2 separate regions of the Homo sapiens genome follow, and region 2 is linked to region 1. A link is an interaction called in ENCODE POLR2A ChIA-PET data of the cell type or tissue named here. Cell type or tissue: MCF 10A. All regions are shown on one strand. Each heading gives the region's core, and the rest is flanking DNA. Links, peaks and the distances in the headings are about the cores only.

Region 1 (10,495 bases), core at 2,951-7,950:
GTGACAAGAGTGTCCTTTATGTACTAATAAGATTACTCGTAGCTGGGGTTCCCTAGATAGCATCTAGGAGGGGGCTGGTTATCACAAAAGACCAAGGCAGGATTAGAAGGTTAGGACTGTCAGTCCCACTCCTCAACTTCTAGGAGGTGAAAGGGGCTAAAAGTTGAGTTGATTACCAATGGCCAAAGATTTAATCAGGCATCCTATGTATTGAAGCCTTCAGAATCCAAAAAGATTGTATTGGGGAACTTCCTGGTAGCCGAACACATGAAGGTTCCTGGACGGTGCTACACCTGAAGAGGGCATGGAAGCTCTGTGCCCCTTCCCACATGTCTTGCCCTTTGCATTTCTTCCGTCTGGTGTTCATCTGTATCCTTTGTAATACCTTTATAAAAACATCAGTAAATGCAAATAGAGTGTAACCTGAGAACGGAGTTGTGTGAAGCCCAGCTTATAACTGGTTGGTCAGAAGCACAGGTGAAATGCCCTGTACTTGCTATTGGCATCCCAAGTGGGGAAAGTCTTGTGGGCCTGAGCCCTCACCCTGTGAGATCTGATACTACCTCCAGGTAGATGGAGTCAGAACTGAATAATTATAGGCCACCCAGCTGGTGTCTGCTACAGAATTTCTTGGTTTGTGGGAAAACACCTCTCCACATATCTGTCATGTCAAAAGTATTGTGTTGAATGTGATTTTTTCCTGTACCTGGGAATGTCATAACATCCTGAGATGTACAATTACTGGTATTAATAAATTTCTTCCCCAGATATTCTTTTAATATTATGTATTTAATATTTCATTAGTAAGCTACTTTAACCCATAAATTAAAAAAAAAAGTTTTCTAAAGCATGTGTCTACTGTTTTCAAACACAATAGAAGTGAACACTTTCTTAGAGATGCATTTTAATCTAATGAAAAACATATATAAACATTTATGATGACATCAATATCTGAACATATTTAGTTACTTAGAAGTCTACTTAGAGGGCCTTTAAAATACATATCATTAATTCCCTATAGACAACTAGAAAATCTAAAAATCCCCCAAATCAACATTTTTTCTTTATTTGTATTAGTGAAAATATTTACTTATTTCATTGCAGAAACAACAATGAATGATTTTTCTTGTAACCCAGTCCCAACTAGAGATATTATGAAATTTATGGAATATGTAAGAATTTTACCTATCTAAAATCAGAAAAATTTGGTTCCAAAATTTTTGATAAGTGATTGTGGACTTGTATTATTACAAGCAAAAGGATGAAAGCATAGCAACAATGGTAATTCAGGCACATCTAAAAGTTTTTTTTTTCCTTGATAGTTCATTATAACTAAACCACTATGGTCTGTAGTGGCCTGCTGGGAATCTCTATTCTTAGCCCAGTGGTGCTCAAACTTCTCATTTAAAATTTTCCTTATAAACTGCATCTCATTCCTTTAAAAATCCTCATTTGTTTAAAAATATTCCATATTTTAGACAATGTGTGGGCTGTTGGCCCTTGAATGCTGGTGCTATCAGCATGGGCTGATTCTAGCCAGAGACCCTTTCTAGGCTGTGGAAATCAATCCAATATGCTGGGCACTGAAGCTACCATCCCAAACTTTCTCTTGTCTCCTGAAGGCATTTGACCTTCAAGACAAATAGGCCTGGTGCAAAAGAGTGGTGCAATAACCAAAGGTCCTTCTGCCAAGAACCCCAGCTTGGCCCTTAAGCCCACAGGGGTTTCACTGGGAAAGTCTGGTTTGTTCGATTAAAGGTCCAACCCTGCAGCAGTTCTGGGCCCCCTGGCACAGGCTTCCTGTCTCTGGTCATGTCCACCACAAACTCTTGTTTTTCAAATTCTGTTTGTTACCATATCTTAAATTTTTTTCTAATCAAACTTTTCTTCAAAATAAGTCTCTATCTTAAACTACATGAACTCTTTAGCCGTCTTGTCACATTTAACAGTCCGATGACTGAACGATGGCTTTGGCAATTGTAGCATTTTTCTGGATCGTCAGGTGCCCGGACAGTAAGGTACAATTGCACATGGTTAGGTGTATATGGCCGTGCATTGCCTATCATTTATATATACTATGTGGCTCCCAAAAACTTCTGTTCTGGATGGTACTTTCCTCCAAGGAGTTTCATTTACGTACCTCAAAGATGTATTTGAGCCCATCCAAAGCTAGTAAGAAAGCTCTACTCTAAATAATACACATTTCTACCCAAAATGAAGCACCATGACTTTCTATTCCCTTCTGCTGTTACTTCAAGGCTTTTAGGCTCCCCTTGAAGCACAGTGGGACTACAGGGTGGAACATAATGCAAGATGCCACTGCAGGGGTGAGGAGGGGGCACTTTCTGGGAACTACAAAAGACTAGAGAAAATGAGCCTCCATTTGTTTGTTGTCTAGTCTCACCTCAAATAAAGTGACAATATTACATCTCATAATTTACTAAGACAATTCTTAAAGAATAAATGATACATCAACTGTATAAAAAAGGCCAAAAAAAATCTTATTCCACTCAATTTAGCATATATTGAATACCTACTCTACACCAGATGCCCTGATAGAGAGTAAAGTTACACGAAAGCAGTGTAGAGTTTAATGTTCCATTTCATAAAAACACTCCTGAATTTCCATGCATTTAATTTTCATCCTTTATTTTCATGCATTAGAAACTGAATTCTTAAACTAGTTTTAATAAACCTTACTTGAACCTTCATGCACCAATACATACACATTTCAAGTCATTATGTGGCAGAGCTTCCTATCAACCAAGAATTCAGTTGGAGACTATTGTGTTCTTTGTTAGTACGACAGTTTTTATTTGTGCCATTACTTAAATATTTTACTGTAGTTGTTTTCAAACATGACATTGGGAAGTGCATCTGAATTATATCGTGAGTTGAGGTGAGGGCAATTCGATTAGGTTCTATGTCTTCCACTCCCATTGCAATTAGAAATCTCTGCTTCTGTGTGTGTTGAATTGGACTTCTAAGAAGGTTCTCATCAGAATAAACTCTGTATAACTTCAAAACAATAAAAAATCACTAATAGAATTTTATATTTCTATCATTGTCTCATAAAATAAATGGAAATAGAAAAGTAGAAACACAAATAACTTCATATAATTAAGTCATAGATACACATTAATAGACTGCCAAAGTGACAAGTTTTTAATCCTCGTCAGACACATATTGTGATTACTTTCATTTGGGAAAGGAAAGAACAGAAGTAACAAGTACCATCAAAATTATTTGAAAAAAGTGACAAAATTATGGATTTTGAGATGTTTCACTTTCTGGACAGTAACTCTTCCCACGAGGCATGTAAGCTCTATTTGACATTGGCATTTTCAATCTCCTTTAAAGCTAAAGTAGGGAATACTTGTACGAGGTTAACAGAAAAATGAATCAAAATTATCCCTATTAAAAACCTATCTTCTTTTCAGTGGAAGAAAATCATTTTTTTTTTTCTTGGGGATGATGCCCCAGAAGGCATGACTCCCCTCTGGGAGTTCATGGATCTGTGATCTTTCTGGGGAATCACTGACAATTAACACGCCTCTGGGAAGCAAGACCTATATAAGAGAGAGGTGAAGGGAGGGGCCTTCCTAATTGAAAAGCCCAGAGATCTAGCTAGACACTTCAGGGAAATGTACTGTTTGAACTTGTTCTGGGAGGGCCAGCTGATCAGTTAGATTACCTTTTGACACACAACAAAAGCTCTTTAGGGTAGAACTGCAGGCTCTGGGTAGAGCTTCCCATTTAAAAGCAAAGATTGCCTGTGGCATTGGGGCACACCCAAGTCTTCTGACAACTAGCTACCAAGCTCTAGAGCATGACAAAAATAAGGGGATGGAGAATAGGAAATTTGACAAACATTATGGAACAGGGATGAGGTAGAGGGAGTTGTGAAAAGAAGGGTGGGTGAGAGAGGGAAAGCTGGAAGGAAAGGGATCACTAGGAGGGAAGGATGGGTTCAGAGAAAATTTAACCAAATTTAATGAAACATTAACTATAAACTAATGCTTGTTGCTCACTGTGTGGTGGGGACACTTGAGAGTTTGTTAGGAGCACAGGATCTGAGACCCCAATGCAGATGTAATGAATCTGCATTTGAACACAATCTCCAGGAGAATACTGTTCACATTTTGTTTGAGAACCACTGCTAACACAGCTGTCTGAGAAATGGGCTGTGGAGACTCACAGGAAGAAACTGCTATGGGTTGAATTGAAAAGACCATAAATTTTAAAAAAGTTAAACTTCTAAAATATTGTTTGAAAGTATTCAAATAAAGGTGTTATCTCATACAAAACATATACCCTCCTACTATATCTTGCTATGTTAGGTTAGGCAGAACAATACATTGATTGAAACTTGAAAAATTCTGGAAAACAGAATTAACAAACAGCACACCATGAGGTGACACTGAGTATGTCTTTAGTGAATTGATATAAATAAGCAATAATCAATAAGTAATGATGAAACTGAATTGAGTTGACTGCTAAGGAGCCAATTTAAATCAGATATGAAAACTTTCTTGTTTGTTCACAGCTTAGAATAATAAAGTAAGTTACATTCGTGGAGGATAAACCATATTCCAGGCACTTCTCTATATGTATTATCTTATTTAGTCATTATTATACTATGAGTAGGTGTAATTATTCCCTGTCTACAGATGAGGAGGAAGATTAGGCTGTAGAGGACTTAAGCAATTTAAGCAAGATACCATAGCTAACAATAATGGTAAAGCTGAGCACTGTACCTTGCAATCTAATCCCAGAACATGTGTCTTTAGCAACTACATACTGCCATCCATGAGAAAGGAATCAAAATGCCCAGCCTAGCACCATAGTGGAGGGAAGTTTGGCTCAAAAGAATATACTCCAAGACCATATAGAGTGCAAAATAGCCTTTTTAGCAAAAAACTCACTGGCGATTCAGCTGACACAGAGTATTGTTTCTGTGACTATGTTCTAGGTAGTTTTTTAGAGGTGTAGCCCTTGTATTTATCCACTGGCATTGGCCTTTGGGTTCATGTGTTGAAATGGCCCTCCTCGGCTCCCCCACTATATCTTCATCATTGTTTGCTTCTGGCAATATTGGTTTAGCATCTTCTGAGCAATTGATGGATGGCTGGTTTATTTTTCTTCAAAAGGCCTTGCTGTTGGGATAGCTTAGAGGTCTTATCCCCACTTTCTGTTGCCCAGAATATTCCTGTCTGCAGGTATGTCATCCTACGAGTTATCACCATTGATAGAATCCCAGCACACAAATTTGTCATATGCAACATAATATCATGTCACAAAATGTCATATTCCTTACTTTAAGGAATTCAAGGAATTAAGCATTCTTTTCCAGGCACTACTTTTGACTCTTCTTCCAGCATAGGACCCCATTTAGCTAATATTTTGAATATATCTTCTTAGGGCACTCTACTTGCTAGACTTAGGTTGAGCACTTCCTTTCAAGGGACTAGGTCCTTTGTGAAGTGCGGATAACTTCCTTTCTGAGCACGGGTACATTTCTTTACTCTCAGATCAAGTTGTTCTATTCATAGGCATGTCAGATCTTTCATAATCAGAGCCGTGCTGACTAAGCCATGCTGGAATTCAGTCAGGGAAAAGAGAATCAGCTGAAATGAAGTTGCTCCAAGGGGGTTGGACGAGATGAATATTGACTGCAGGAAGCAGGGTCTGGGAGAAACTTGGCCTCTAGATTCAGGTCTAGTCTCTATATCCCTGTCCATGTCTCTGTTAGGAAATGATGGGTAGGACTGAGAAACTTTGGGACATTTATTGCTCTCAGCAAGCCAAGAACCCAGGGCCATAAGCAAAGACTTGAGCTGAGGCAGGTTAGATGAGGGCATGTTGCCCTGTTTTAACAACCTGTCAACAACTTAAGGGGAATTACAGAACATTTTGTCTGTTTGTTTAAATTTTTTTTCAGAAAAGATGCTATCTTTGAGAGTGCTTGAGCTTTTTCTCCAGGACCTCTTCATTTCTCCACATATTTTTTCTTCAGAGATGGCCTCTCCTTTCCAGGTTACCCCGCTTACCTCAGGCTTGGGCTGTTTTCTCCTCTTGGAGGTCACCACATCACTCTAATTTTCTTCTGTGACAATCTGTCCATACATCTTAGTGTTAGGATGGCATCTCAACCAACATTTCCCTAACAGAACTCATTACCTTTATTCCTCAACCTGCTGTGCTTCTAATTTACATTTATTGCTTAAAACATCTCCCTCTCTCTTCTCCTTTCTTTACTGAATATCTAATAGTACTGAATCTACCTGAATAAAACTTCTTACATTGGTTGGTTTTCTATTTTTCATTCTCTGCTATTACTTAGCTCTAATTAGCACTTGTTTAAACAGTTGCAAAGCCTTTCTTTCATGAATTTCCTGCATTTCAACAGTTCATTACTTTCCTCTCCCATTAATGTTTCATAGAATTGCCTGATTAATATTACTGGAACAAATCACTGGTCATATAATTTTGCTCTTTAAATATCCAATGTCATTATTCTCTTTTATTTCCTAAATGACCACCCATTCCTGCATACTCATTATTCCCTGGAAACATGAAGTGGACACATAATCCTGGGAGTAGCTTCCAATATTACTTCTGAGATGCACCCTTTCTTTTCCTATAGATGAGATCCCCTGTCTATTCCCCTCACTACCACTGCTCAGCAACTTCTACATAGTAGGGAGTTTTTAAGCACATTAAGTTTGTGAGTCAAGGCCAAGTTCCCATCCTCAGCTACCTCCATGTGTTTAGGATGATCTGGCTCCCAGAATCAAAACACTGCTCCTTACTCAGTACTCAAGCATGCCTACAAGTTCCTCTTTTAAAAGACGGTTTTCCAAGACAAGTCTAGTCTATAACAGTAGTACTGGATCGATGTGAGGAATTAACCTCAGCCCATCTATCCAGCAATCTTCTAAGGTGTCTTACCACGATTTCTATTTTAATAAGAGACCCAGAAATATTCTTGGCACCTTTATCCCTCCCCTTCCCTCCAGGAAATGCTGTCATTGAGGTACTGACCAGCCCAGATGTAGTGTTCCCACACTGTCAGGCAATGAATCATGAAAGGAACCAAAAAAGTTTTTCTGCAGTCACACTCCAACTGGAGCCTTGTGCATACATCCAAGCCTATTAGTATCATAGTTAACCATTAATTATATCAATAACATGAAATCGATGAGCTGCCACAGGAGGAAATGCATTCCTAAAGCAGGAGGGTGGGTATAGAAAGTGTGGGTGAGAAGATGGGGAGAGAGAAAAATCCTGTGATCTTTATGGTTTTATATATGTAATTAAGGCTCCTTTAAATCTGGGCAACTTGGCAGCTTAGGTTGATCTCTTTACCTTGCCAACTAAAATGTTCTGTAATTCCCCTTAAGTTGTTGACAGGTTGTTAAAACAGGGCAACATGCCCTCATCTAACCTGCCTCAGCTCAAGTCTTTGCTTATGGCCCTGGGTTCTTGGCTTTGCCAGGAGAAGGTGTGGCTTTGGGAGAGTGCACCAAGTTCACAATCTTGCAGTCATTGTATACAAGGCATCAAGGAGGCTGTGCTCCTGTGCATGAGTACAATAAGCAGGGCCTGGCACTGGTAGGTCAGAGGCATGCCGTCTTTAAACCTGATAAAGTTCATGAGACTGCAAAAAGAATATTAGAGAGGAAAAAAGAAAAAGAGGTCAGAGGCTCTGTGAGCTATGATTTCTCTATTTGGGTGCATTTATATATGCTTGTACAGCAAATGTCACTCTGGACTGGGAGCTGTACAACTCCAGCAGGTTTGGCTGTGGTCCAGTCATCATTTAATTTGAGAATTTGTAGTGATGGCTTAATGAGCTCTGTTGATGAAATGGTAATGGGTTTGCTGCAATAAAATTGGGGTCAATATGACAATCTTTTGAACATAAACATGCCAGCAAAGAAGAGAAAAGGAAGAATTAAAATTGCTTTATTTATTTTCTAAACAAAACTAAACAAGAGCCATATTTCAAATCCCTTTTCGCTGAAATTAAGAACATGTGAACAAAGCCTGCTCTAAAAGCTTACTCCAAACCCATGTACATTCATATAAGTTAATTTCCTTAGAATAAGAATACAAAATACATATATAATCCTAATATTAATAAGTCCCAAATTAAGTTACATTAGCATTAATACTTATCAGGGTAGCTACATAATTTATGGGGCCCAGTGCACAGTGAAAATCGGGGGGCTACTGGTTCAAAGCACAGGAAAGAATTTTCATTAAAGGAAATAAAATAAAAGATATGTTTTTGCAGTCTTTTCTTTGGCTTTTCATGGTGTTTTTAAATGTCCAAGTAAAAAAATTAATAAATTTATATTAGCTTGAATTTTACCATTCATCTTTATATTGTGCAATAAGTTTTAAATGCAAATGTAACATCATTTAGCTTGTATACAGAATCAATAATATTGCACGATTCTTACTTTGTAGTTCATATATGCATATGCATTTCTTTCTTCCCAGAATAGTAGAAACACTGGACATGACTAAACTAACTCACGTGTTTTTATTTTACTTCTTGATATGCACACATTCTACTAACTCTCTACCTTCTGCTTACTAATTAATAAGGAGATATTGAAAGGAAAGAACTGTGGTTTGTGCTATCCAATGGTTTCCTTACAGGTTATCATTGTCAGTGTAAGTAGTTTGCTAATACAGGAAATAAACATAAGAAGCAAAAGATAAATGCTGTATATTCTACTTGGACTCAAAGGTATCCCACATTTCAGCAGTCTAATTACAATTAAACAAAAACAAGAGTTGAAGTACAGAGAGCGAGACTCTCTTAAAAAAAAAAAGTACAATATTAGAACGGATATCACAGCCAGTATATGTATCACGAAAGTAGGCTGGGCACAGTGGCTCACCTCTGTAATCCCAGCACTTTGGGAGGCTGAGGCAGGTGGATCACCTGAGGTCAGGAGTTCGAGACCAGCCTGGCCAATATGTGAAACCCTGTCTCTGCTATTAAGTACAAAAATTAGCTGGGCATGGTGTTGGGCACCTGTAATCCCAGCTACTTGGAAGGCTGAGGCAGGAGAATCGCTTGAACCTGGAGGGTGGAGCTTGCTGTGAGCCGAGATCACGCCACTTCACTTCAGCCTGGGCATAAGAGCAAAACTCCATCTCAGAAAAAAAAAAAAAAAAAAAAAAAAAAAAGAAAGTAATATAGAGAATTAAAGAATTTCAGAAGAAAGAGAGAAAATGGAGAAGTGAGCAAATCAACATCGTCAGTAACACTGTTCTCATCAAATTCTCAATTAGAAAAAATAACAGTCTAGGTGAGGAAATTTGAATCTTGCGATTCAAATTTGGAAAAGTAAAGATGGAAATGTCAAGAGTAGGGATAACTAGGATAGAAAGATAGTGCTGGACCAGAATTCAAGATCTTAGCTAAGGCATTTTTGCTTAATATTATAACCATTGTTTTAATAAGAAAATAAGAAGAGCTACCATTTGGTGGTTTCCTATTTCATGCTAGGGACTGTGACTATCCCTTTATATGCGTTAACTAACTCCTCTAATCTTCATGACAAGCTGTAAGTTAGGTACTGTTAATCAGCCTCTTTTTGACAGAATAATAAATTATGTTAAATAACTTGCCCATGGGTTTCACAGCTGGTAAACAGAGGAGCCCGAGCATTTGAGGGTAAATAATTGGAGTATTCAGAGAAGAGGAATGACAGGATGTTACGGGGTTAAATCTATCAATACGCACTTAGAACCTATTGAGTGGCGCTTTCTGGAGGCAGCGGTTCAATCAGTGCAATATCGAAATCATATAGATGTAAAATTTTAAAAGTGTGCACTAGGGAGAAGCAATAGAAATGTGAAAGAAAGAGGGAGATAAAAGATAAAAAAAGAAATCATCAAGTTTGAGGGCTCTTGGCTAAGAGATAGCAAAGAATCAGATTGTTAGTTTATACCAGAAGTGGCAAAATCATGGTCCACTAGCTGAATTTGGTCTACAAACCTGCTTTCTGTGGAGAGCTGATTATAGGATTACTTGCCAAAATTTAAACTTTTAAAAAAAATTACATGAAAACATGAAACTTTGGTTAATTATTTGTTTTAAATAGAACAATTTGGGAATGTGGGTCCTCATTAAATTATGGTAGTTGTTAGCCTGAGTCCCCTTTAGTTAGTTCTTGCTTTCTCTACTTCAGAGTCCCACTTGGTATACTTCATTTCTTTATAGTATCTATGTGACCTTTATTAGCAGTATTTGAATTCTTAATAGCTGCCTATACATATGAATATCTTGTTGACAATATTTAATTAGATAATATATGTGAAAGTGCTTGGTAAATTATAATGTAGTATATAAATATATATAGCATTATTAAATTAATATAATCCTGACACACTTTATGAAGAAAAGGGCCAACCAACAATTTAGTAGAGTAAGGAATTTATCCTGAAGCATCAGCCCATCTTCTAAGTCTTT
Region 2 (10,495 bases), core at 2,142-7,141, 64 kb before region 1:
GGCCTCTGTCACTCACTGATTCACCACAAATTTAGTAAATAATTATCTTACTTGCTTTTATTAATCTTTATTTTAAACATGTGTATAGCTCACATTTATTTCAATATTTAATATTAGAAGTGCTTTGTTTCTTACTTAGAAGTATGGTGATGTTTTTATGACCAGAAATATGCCATAGGAACTTAACTCTTGTTTCTATCAATTAGCCAATGGTAATATTGTTTTCATTATAAATCATTTTGCCTAAAGTCACAGTTTTCAATAACTCATCAACCACATTGAGGACTTACTGTGTATAGCATGTTGTAAAATTGATCTGCATAAACTACTAATAAGAATATTAACACTTTAATGGGCAGAAGATTAATTCACTTAATTTTCTGAAGTTAAATTTACTTAACCACAACTTTGTTAAATAAGCACACATTTGCTCTGTCAATGTTCACCATTGAAAGTCCAGAAACACACATGTAGTCAAAAAAAATCCATGTGTATCAACAGTGCTGCTGTGGTAACAAGAAATAACCACAGGGCATTTTTGGTAAGATGGAGTAGGAAAGGGCGCATCATAGAGTTCGGTTCTGTGCTGGATGATTTTGCAGGAGATTAAGGAAGTAAGGCTTTGTTCTGGATTGAGTACTGTCAGAAGGCATGGGAAGTTCAATAATTAGGTATTTAAAAAATTTTTATTTAAGAGGCATTAGGAAGGATTAGGAGCTCAGGTGTCATCAGTAAAGAAACAACAGCCACTCATGTTTGCTGGGAGAGGAGGGTATTTGGTTATTTTAGCGATTGTGTTGCATCCCTGTCTCTGTGCTTGCAATTATTGGGCAGTGGTTTTGTTTTTAAGTTCTACTGTGGTGGTGAAGTGGCCCTGTTTGGCCCTTCTTGGTATTCTGTGAGTATAGTTTTTATTCAGTGGGGAATACTATGGTCTAGCTGTCAGTTTCAAGAGCTGTTTTATTTTGTTTTTTCTTTCTCAGATCATTTATTTCCACATTCAACAAATATAAGTTTCTGGATGCGTCTGGCATTGTGTGACATTCAAGAAATAGATTGGAAAACAAGACAGCCAGGTGCAGCTCAACTAGCATAAAATGATCAAGGGTATGACTTTGTACTTCAAGTGCCCAGATTTAACTCCTGGCTTTATCACTTACTGTCTCCCTGTGTCAGTTATTAAATAATACTAATTTTCAGTTACCCATCTGTAAATGGAAATAATAATAGTACCTCCCTCAGGAAATTGTTACTGATATTAAATAGGTGTTAATTATAATCATCATCATCACTAGGGAAGACAGCTATTAGATAACAAATCATAAAGCCATTAAATGTTACGAAAGAGAAACCACAGACTGATATGGTAGTATATATATATATCAGAGGGACCTAAACACCTCTAGAGGAATCAGGGAAATATTCCCCAAAAAGAATGCTTAAAGCCCTGAGTACAGGCCGGGCACGGTGGCTCACACCTGTAATCCCAGCACTTTGGGAAGTAGAGGTGGGTGGATCACGAGATCAGGAGTTCGAGACCAGCCTGACCAAAATGGTGAAATCCTATCTTTACCAAAAATATAAAAAAATTAGCTGCGCGTGGTGGTGGGTGCCTGCAATACCAGCTACTTGCGAGGCTGAGACAGGAGAATTGCTTGAACCTGGGAGGCAGAGGTTGCAATGAGCTGAGATCGTGCCACTGCACCCCAACCTGGGCGACACGAGCAAAACTCCTTCTAAAAAACAAACAAACAAAAAAACTCGAGTACATTTTAGATTTTAGTTAAGCGGAAGGAGTGACTAGAGGTGTTTTCTCTCCAGGTAAAAGAGGGAATCTGAGCAAACACCCTGAGATGGAAGAACACAAGTCACATTTGAAGTCCTGGAGGAAATCCTGTAAGATAAGTCTGGATTTTAAGGACCAGATAGGCCGGGCGTGGTGGCTCACGCCTGTAATCCCAGCTCTTTGGGAGGCCGAGGCGGGCTGATCATCTGAGGTTGGGAGTTGGAGACCAGCCTGCTGACCAAAACGTAGAAACCCCATCTCTACTAAAAATACAAAATTAGCTGGGCATGGTGGCACATGCCTGTAATCCCAGCTACTTGGGAGGCTGAGGCAGGAGAATCGCTTGAACCCGGGAGGCGGAGGTTGTGGTGAACCGAGATCATGCCATTGCACTCCAGCCTGGCCAACAAGAGCAAAACTCTGACTCAAAAAAAACAAAACAACAACAACAACAACAACAAAAACAAGAAAAAAAGGAGTAAGGAGCAGATAGTGGGAGATTAGACTGGTGAAATGAGCAGAGCCAAATTAAGCAGGACTTTAAGGTCATATTAGAGATTCTCAACTATGTCCAAAAAAGAGCAGCAAGACACCAATAATAACAGCGTCCTCCCTCACCCCACACCCTTTCCAGGAGCCACTGCTCCGTAGCCACACTAAGGGGCTTGATTTTTCATCCTTTATTCCCCTCTCTGACTCCCAGACATGCTCCCAATGAGGATGAAAGGGTTTGGATTGTTAGTTCTGTCGACCAGGAAGGCCCTGATTTGTGCTCAGTGCTGGTGGGGGTGGGGGTGGGAGATTTATTTAAAAAGAAGAGGAAAGAAAAAAAGAGATCTCTATAGGCAAGTTAGCTTTTCAAAGTTTCAAATAATAGAATATATGCCATGTGTTTCTTTTATCTCTTTATCCAGGTATGTTTGACATTATATTTTAGATTTGGATTTAAGAGTCTAGTATTCCATGGATTTTCTTTTATCCGATGCCCAGAGATTTTTAATTTTTTTCAATGTCTTCAATGCATTCAGCTTCTAAGTAATCTAATTGATGTGGGATTATTAGTGTGCAGACGAATAGACTAAAATATAGATGTAGATTTTTTTCAAATTACATATTTACATCTATAAAAATCAACTCAATGAAAAATGTTAAAAGTATAGAATTACTTATAAATAATTCTTGTTTGTGACTCCTTAAAATTAGTATAATTTTCTCCCCTAACTTCAAGGATTGTGATAAGAATTACATGGAATAACATATCTAACGGATATTCACTCTATGTGTATATTACCTTCCCTTCTGCCAAAAGGACTGTTCTTAGGAGAAGCCAAGACTAACCACATGGAGCTGACCCATTTAATCTGTATCTTTCATCTTCCTCAGTTTGATTTGGAATTTGTCAGTGGTAGGATACTAATGGAGTTGATATTTTTGGCTACAATTAGAGTATATGCAAGAAGGTTAAGCAAAAGCACCAGTAAATGCAAAGTTGTTTTGGATTCCATTTCTCTTTGAACTGTGTCCAAAAAAGAGCAATCAAACACCAATGCACTTCCCAGTGAAAATCTATGCAGTTATGAGTCCACAATAACTTGTCAGACTTTGTCTAGGTGGAGCTGAGCTGAAAAAATAAATCTAAAAAAATAAACTGCCCTAGGCTACCATTCCTGTGATTTATTTGAATGAAAACACAAAATTATCTGAATGCATAAGGAAATTATTATATTAAGTGATCTAAATAAGAAGAATTCAATGTCTGGAGAGGAGATGACTGTTTTTTTTCAAAAGCACCAGAATTCCTGCTGACATCACTTAGAATCATTAGTCTTCCTATAATTATTTCACCTTCTCTTTAACCTTGTGTTCATGCCTCCATTTGTCTACATTTTTGTCTTAACTGGACAAAAATCACACAAACTCTTTCAAAGTTGTAAAACCAGCATATTATTATTTAGATTTTTACCAACTTGAAAATCCAGTTGGTAATTTTGTCTTTAAATGGGAGGTATCTGAATTTTTGAATAAAATTCAGTTTTGCAATATTTTACTTTTATAAACAGCAATAAAATGCATCAGAAAGATCCATTTATATCAATAGTTCTGAGAAACACATACTCTAAGAAATTTCCAGATGGTATCATGGATTATACAACAGAAGTATTCATGAGCAAGCCAGAATTGAAATAACACAATGTCTTGTTTTACCTATGTGACATGTACATGAGGTAAATAAATTTTCTTCCCATATGGTGGTTTGTATAGGTGGGGACATTGTTTGAAATGATCACACATACTTGCACGCTATTCATGCCTGGGCTTTTTTCACTGAAGAGGAATGACTAAGTGTGACTACAGCAGCTCACGAGGCCAAGAATTCCAGGAAAGTCTTCTTGCCTGCCCAGGTGCAATCTGTCATTGGTTCAGGGATAGAAATCCTTTCTGATCATCTTCATAACCCCCGGCAACTCAGAAAAGTTAGTTAAACAAGTAGTCTCTCAAATTGGATATTAGTTATCCCAAGATGGCCAGCAAACAATAGCCAGTGGCAAAAACACGTGACTGATTTTGCCATATATTCCTCACAAATATAACTTTATATAATCCCTTAACCCTGTGGGTATCAGTCCCGGCTACACATTACTATCAAATTTAGACTTAAAAAATGTCTATGCCCAGGCCCTACTCTAGACAAATTAATCAGAATTTCTTAGAATGAGATTTGGTGTTTAAAATCTCCTCATGATGTTTATATGCAGACATGGCTGGGAACAGTGGCCTCAAACAATGGAATCACTTAGTGAACTTTATAAAGTAGAAATACTTGGGTTCCACCCCCAAGGATTCAGACTTAATGGTGTGGAATGTGGCCTGAACATGAAGAGTTTTAAAAACTCCACAGATGATTCCAATATGCAGCAAGGCCAAGATGACCTTATAGATGTCTGCCTCCTCTCTTTACAGATCTGTAGAAATCTAGGAAGAAGAAGGCTCTTAAAGCAGTGGCTCCAATATGGGGTCCCTTGAGAAGCAACAGAGATATTTATAACTATAATAATTCTTCACATTTATTTTATATTCAGTATATTTCATAGTGTTTTCCAAGGCATCACATCATATTGAATAATCAGTATGGAAATATTTTATTCTTTATTATTATTTAATTTTATTATTTTTTCAGAAGCAGGGTCTTGCTCTGTCCCCAGGCTAGAGGGCAGTGGAACCATCATAGCTTACTGCAGCCTTGAACTCCTGGGCTCAAGCTATCCTCCCACCTCAGCATCCTGAGTAGCTGGGACTATAGGCACAAGCCACCATGTCTGGCTAATTTTTTTTTTTTTTTTTAGAGACAGTGTCTCACTGTGTTGCTCAGGCTGGTCTTGAATTCCTGGGCTCAACGATCCTTCCCCTTCGGCCTCCCAAAGTGCTGGGATTACGGGCATAAACCATGGCACCCAGCCTGGAAATATTTTTTAATTAATCTAAAAAAATGCAAAACTGATACCTCTCTAATGTTGCCTATTACGTTCTTGTATCTACTAGAGTTTAACTCATACATAACTTCTCTAATAAACTACAAGTTGTTTAAGGTTAATTTCTATATCATATTATCTTTATATACTGTACAAGTGTTCCATAAATGTTTTAATCTGATAAATGTTCAGTCAGTTTCTCTTGAATGAAAGATCGAATAATTCTGTTTGCTCCGATGAATACTATTAAGCATCTCCTCTGGGCTGTCTGACGCAGGCCCTCTAAATACAGTGGACTTTAAAGCTCCTAGCTCCTGTTTTTAAGGAGCTTACACTACAGGAAATGTATGAAATACTGAGATCTCAACTTCCAGGACGAATCCATGCCTCACATCTGTACTGACATGCCGTAGCAGAGCTCCTGGACTGGCATGAACCAAAAAAAAAAACAGGAGACATATGCCTTTCTCTTGACTAACAGACAATCAAGAATCAGCCTGTCTTAGATTGTTGCAATCTTTCTATCATTTTAAATCAACAGCTTCCTATTACTTTGAGCTTCCTCACACAAGAGACTTAAGCACCACAACCAAAGGAATGCATTAGCAATGCTTAGAACAAAAACCTGAAGTCTTAGCAGATGATGCAAATGCCTCAGGATGTCATGTAATCTATATTCAATCTCTTCATAGGAGAGATTGTACCTGAGTCTTTTATTTCTACTGGTGATTTACACCTGCAATATTTAAGATGAAGATATGTGCCAGGGAGATGTCTCAGCATGCATGAGTTTAAAAAGCAATTAAAATAAAACTGTATGTGTGCATGTATAATAATCACCCATCAGCAACTCTAAGAAGAATAAGGGTGGCTTTCCCTTAGGTTAGGTAAAATTGAAAAAGTGGCTAAGGAAACCCTCAAAAAGCCTGCTGTTAATCCAAGCTCTTGTACTCCCACAACGTGCTCCAGTGTCAGAGCTCATTTATCATCCTTTTAAGCAAAGATCTAACGAGTGCTGCACTCCCTTTGCAAGAAAAACAGGGCATCATCAGAGAGACTGATGGAAACTATAACCTGATTTGAAAAGCAGCCTCATTGGCCTTTATGATTTCAAGACTGTCCTAGGGAAGGAGGGGAAGAAGTGAAAAATCATACATCCCCCTAACCTTACTCCAAGTTGCATCCTGATTCACAGGCACCTTGTCTGCAGGGTAGACCAGGTAAGACTTGGCCAAAAATAAATGTGCTTATAGCTACTAAATTCTACTTTGGATTTTACAGTTTAATTTCATTGGATTTTGTGATCCAAACATCTTTTATTTTCACAGCCAGGCCGAATGGGAAAATGGCAGTGATACTGTTAAAAAAAACTCTGCACTTCGGCTTGGCGCGGTGGCTCATGCCTGTAATCCCAGCACTTTGGGAGGGCGAGGCGGGCAGATCATGAAGTCAAGAGATCAAGATCATCCTGGCTGACACGGTGAAACCCCATCTCTACTAAAAATACGAAAAATTAGCTGGGCGTGGTGGCAGGCACCTGTGGTCCCAGCTACTCAGGAGGCTGAGGCAGGAGAATTGCTTGAACCCGGGAGGTGGAGGTTGCAGTGAGCCGAGATCGTACCATTGCACTCCAGCCTGGGCCACAAAGCGAGACTCCGTCTCAAAAAAAAAAAAAAAAACAAAAAACAATAACAAACAACAGCAAAACTCTGTGCTTCGCATGAAGCCAAGGTAATAGTCAATGTAAACACCCCATTGAAGAATTAACATTATGCTGGGATGTAGGGTGGGAATGAGAGGGAAGGTTATTTTGAGTTTTTAGTCCAAATATAAAAGTGATTTATATGGATAAAAAATGTTAGTCTGCTTTTAAGTTCAACTTCAGTAGAATTATTTATTATAATAGCCATAATTATTTTTAAAAGCACCTTGAAAAAATTTCAGTGTGGCAATCATTTAACCAAATTACTGAGGCAAGAATCTCAGAGTCTAATCTAAAATTAGTGGGCTTTTTTTGTTAATATTTCTTACCATGTTTCTACAAATGTTCATCTTAGGTTTATTGTGTTTCAAAAACAATAGACATCACCCAATACCTTATTACCCTTTTGAAATGAGGTAATAAAAAGAGCTAATTGCTGGGGAGGAAAAAACTAAACCCTGAATATTCAAACAGCTGATCTACATTAGGTGTCAGTTTCCTTTTCTAAGGCAAAACAAGATGATGATCCACTAACTGCTTTTAAAGATTGTAAACTCACTAACAGGATATAATCATCTTGGCATGAAGATTGCATAGAGGAGAATTTGGTTACTACTAAATAGTTAAGATGAAAATATCAGCTGATACTTGATATAAAGGCAAGATAAGTTTTATTGAAAGCACATTTCTGCATTGCAAATATTAACATTTGAAGGGATAAATAGTTATTTTGTTTTATATTACTCAGCATTTTATTATTCAGAATTCTCTACTAATTGGCACTTCTGAAAATTTCCAGTACAAGGGTAGTTATTAATCATTATTACAACCCTGGAATACTGAAGCATTGCAAAACATTATTTTAAAACTAAGCATATTGTATACTCTAGTACTACTTGAAAATAAACAATACTTATGTAATTCATGTTTAGCATATCTTAATTAACCATAACACTATTCCCTAAGAATTCCAGATATAAGGCTTCTTATAAAATATATCTGTTTGAAGAATTTCCCCTTAAGTAACATTAGTTGAAAAAGATTTTTTGTCATTGAGGCCAGTTAGTAAAGTAAGTTACATGGAAGAAAAATTATTAAGTATTGGTCTCAGACTTCAAGTGGCAATGAATTTGACATCATTGGTTTCACTTGTCCATCAATTTCCAGGTATTATAGATAGTTTCTCATTAAGGTTGGTCCTTTTTGACTTGTCTGTGAATTTTGCATTTGGAGAATAATATTTTACAGCACCATTATGGAATTGAAGCACAGATGTGCAATGGGGGAAGTGCTTACAAACTATAAGAGTTGTAAGACCTCACTCACTAAAGGCATTAAAATGGCATTTTTTTCAAAGTATAGTCCTTGGGCCACTTGCATCAGTAATCACCTGGGGTGTTTCTTGCACATGTGAATTCCTGGGCTCCACTCTAGATCAAATGAGTCAAAATCTTGTCACAGGAATGGATGTTTTTATTAAGTGTCTCAGTTGATTCTTAACTCAGGCTAAAGACTAAAAATATTTGCCTTAAATGACATTTTTCATAATTTTTAAGATGAAAGTGCTATAAAAACTGGAACTACTAAAATATTTAGACTCTTTCTGACTAACATGACTGTCTCTGATGGAGCTGTATCAATAATATGCCTTATGGAGCCTCTAAGAAACTTTTCCAAAGTTACATGGTGATGATGATGGTGATGGTGGTAGTGATACTGATGACTATGGTGATGATGACAGTGGCAATGGTGATAATGGTGATTATAATGGTGGTGAGGGTAGTGATGATGATGAGAATAAGAATGGTGATGATGATGGTGATGATGGAATCACATTAATTTTGACCAGGCTGACTCCTTTTCTTTCCTTTGCCTTGCCTTGCCTTGACCTGCCTTGCCTTGCTTTGACCTGCCTTGCCTTGCCTTGACCTGCCTTGCCTTGCCTTGCCTTGCCCTGCCTTGCCCTGCCTTGCCTTGCCTTGCCTTGCCTTGCCCTGCCTTGCCCTGCCTTGCCCTGCCTTGCCTTGCCTTGCCTTGCCTTGCCTTGGTGCCATCTTGGCTCACTGCAACCTCTGCCTCCCAGGTTCAAGTGATTCTCCTGCCTCAGCCTACCGAGTAGCTGGGATTACAGGTACCTGCCACCACACATGGCTAATTTTTTTTTTTTTTTTAAGTAGAGATGGGGTTTCACCATGTTGGCTGGGCTGGTATCAAACTCCTGGCCTCAAGTGATCCGCCTGCCTCAGCCTTGCAAAGTGCTGGGACTACAGGGATGAGCCACTGGCCACTGTGCCTGGCCTCGCTGACTCTTGAAAAAATTAAATACAAGGCTCATTTCAGAGCCTTTGCACTTATGTTCCCACTGCCTAGATTTTAAATGGCTTACTCTTCATTTCTGCTCAAAAATCACCTTATCTGAGAGATCTTCCCTAACCATTCCCAAATTGTATCATCTTCTCTTACTCACTAGGGCCCTCATTTGGATTTGGATTTTTCTTCATAGGTTTATCTTATATATTTATTTACTAGTTTAATTTTTCCCCACTAAAATGTACGATCAATTAGAATAATGTATTCATGTGTTTTGTTCTCTTCCTTATTCCCAGTGTCTAGTACAGTAACTGGCACGTGAGAATGCCTTATAAATATTTGTTGAAAGTGAATGAGCCAACATACACAATTATTACATAATCTCTTAGCAAACACATGTATTAAATCATATGAAAAGGATCTGAAACGTGAACCTGTAGAACCCCAGTTTGCCCATGCTCCAGCAATGTTGCCTCCAGAATGAATGTGCTAAAGGTAAATTTATGTTTTAACATTTTAAGACATTCCCTAATAAACTGGTCTCTCTGCTTCCACTATTGTCACATTCGAATTCATTCTCCATACAGAAGTCAGGGTGATGCAATTACATCATTCATCTTTTTAAAACCCTTTGATGGCAGCCCATTGCATCTGGGATAAAAGACACCCACGGGTTTGCATGGTCTAGCTTCACCTGAACTCCCATCACTTTGATCTTTGCCTGATCAGCTCCTCCAATACTGTCAACCCTTTGCCATCCTAAAAGCTACATCTGTATTATCTGTACCTGGACTACTCCCCTACCCCTTTCCTTGGCAAACTCCCACTCCTTCTTCATATCTTAGCTGAAATACCACTTTTTCTCAGAAACCTTTCTTGACCTTGATATTTGAAGAAGTTCTCCTTGAAATATTTATAGACAGCATTTTGATTTTCTTCCATAATACTTATTAAAATCATATAGTTTTGATGATATAATTATTATTTTAAAAGTATTATCTCTATTAAGTTCTAAGTTCCATTTCACAGGATGTTTGTGTGTTTTTTTATTCTCTAGTAATTAGCACAATGTAGTACGGGTTCTTAATCAAGACACATTAACCGAATGAATGAACTATGCAAAACTAACCTCTGGTAAGAGCAGCGTTCCGATGGCTATTTTATTCCACTGTGAATGCTGTTGAAGTTTCCAGAAAGCTAAATGATTTTTAAAATATTCATTCTTTA

The links. Peaks named below come from ENCODE experiments on the same cell type or tissue, not always from the same donor. Only the 100,000 strongest peaks of a DNase experiment are listed, where the experiment ranks them.
Region 2: POLR2A ChIA-PET joins it to region 1 with 10 read pairs; 3 of 35 experiments call an interaction of 5 or more read pairs at or near these places.

What each region holds. Positions count from the first base shown.
Region 1 is chr4:74,467,748-74,478,242 of GRCh38, forward strand. No RefSeq gene overlaps it. Among named protein-coding and RNA genes, the nearest start is that of AREG, 28 kb to the left of the region's middle. In MCF 10A, for the core only: no CTCF peak of the experiment used is centred there; a DNase peak (open chromatin) is centred at 5,584.
Region 2 is chr4:74,404,717-74,415,211 of GRCh38, forward strand. No RefSeq gene overlaps it. Among named protein-coding and RNA genes, the nearest start is that of AREG, 35 kb to the right of the region's middle. RefSeq lists enhancers at 8,432-8,958, 8,959-9,484. In MCF 10A, for the core only: no CTCF peak of the experiment used is centred there; DNase peaks (open chromatin) are centred at 4,135 and 5,745.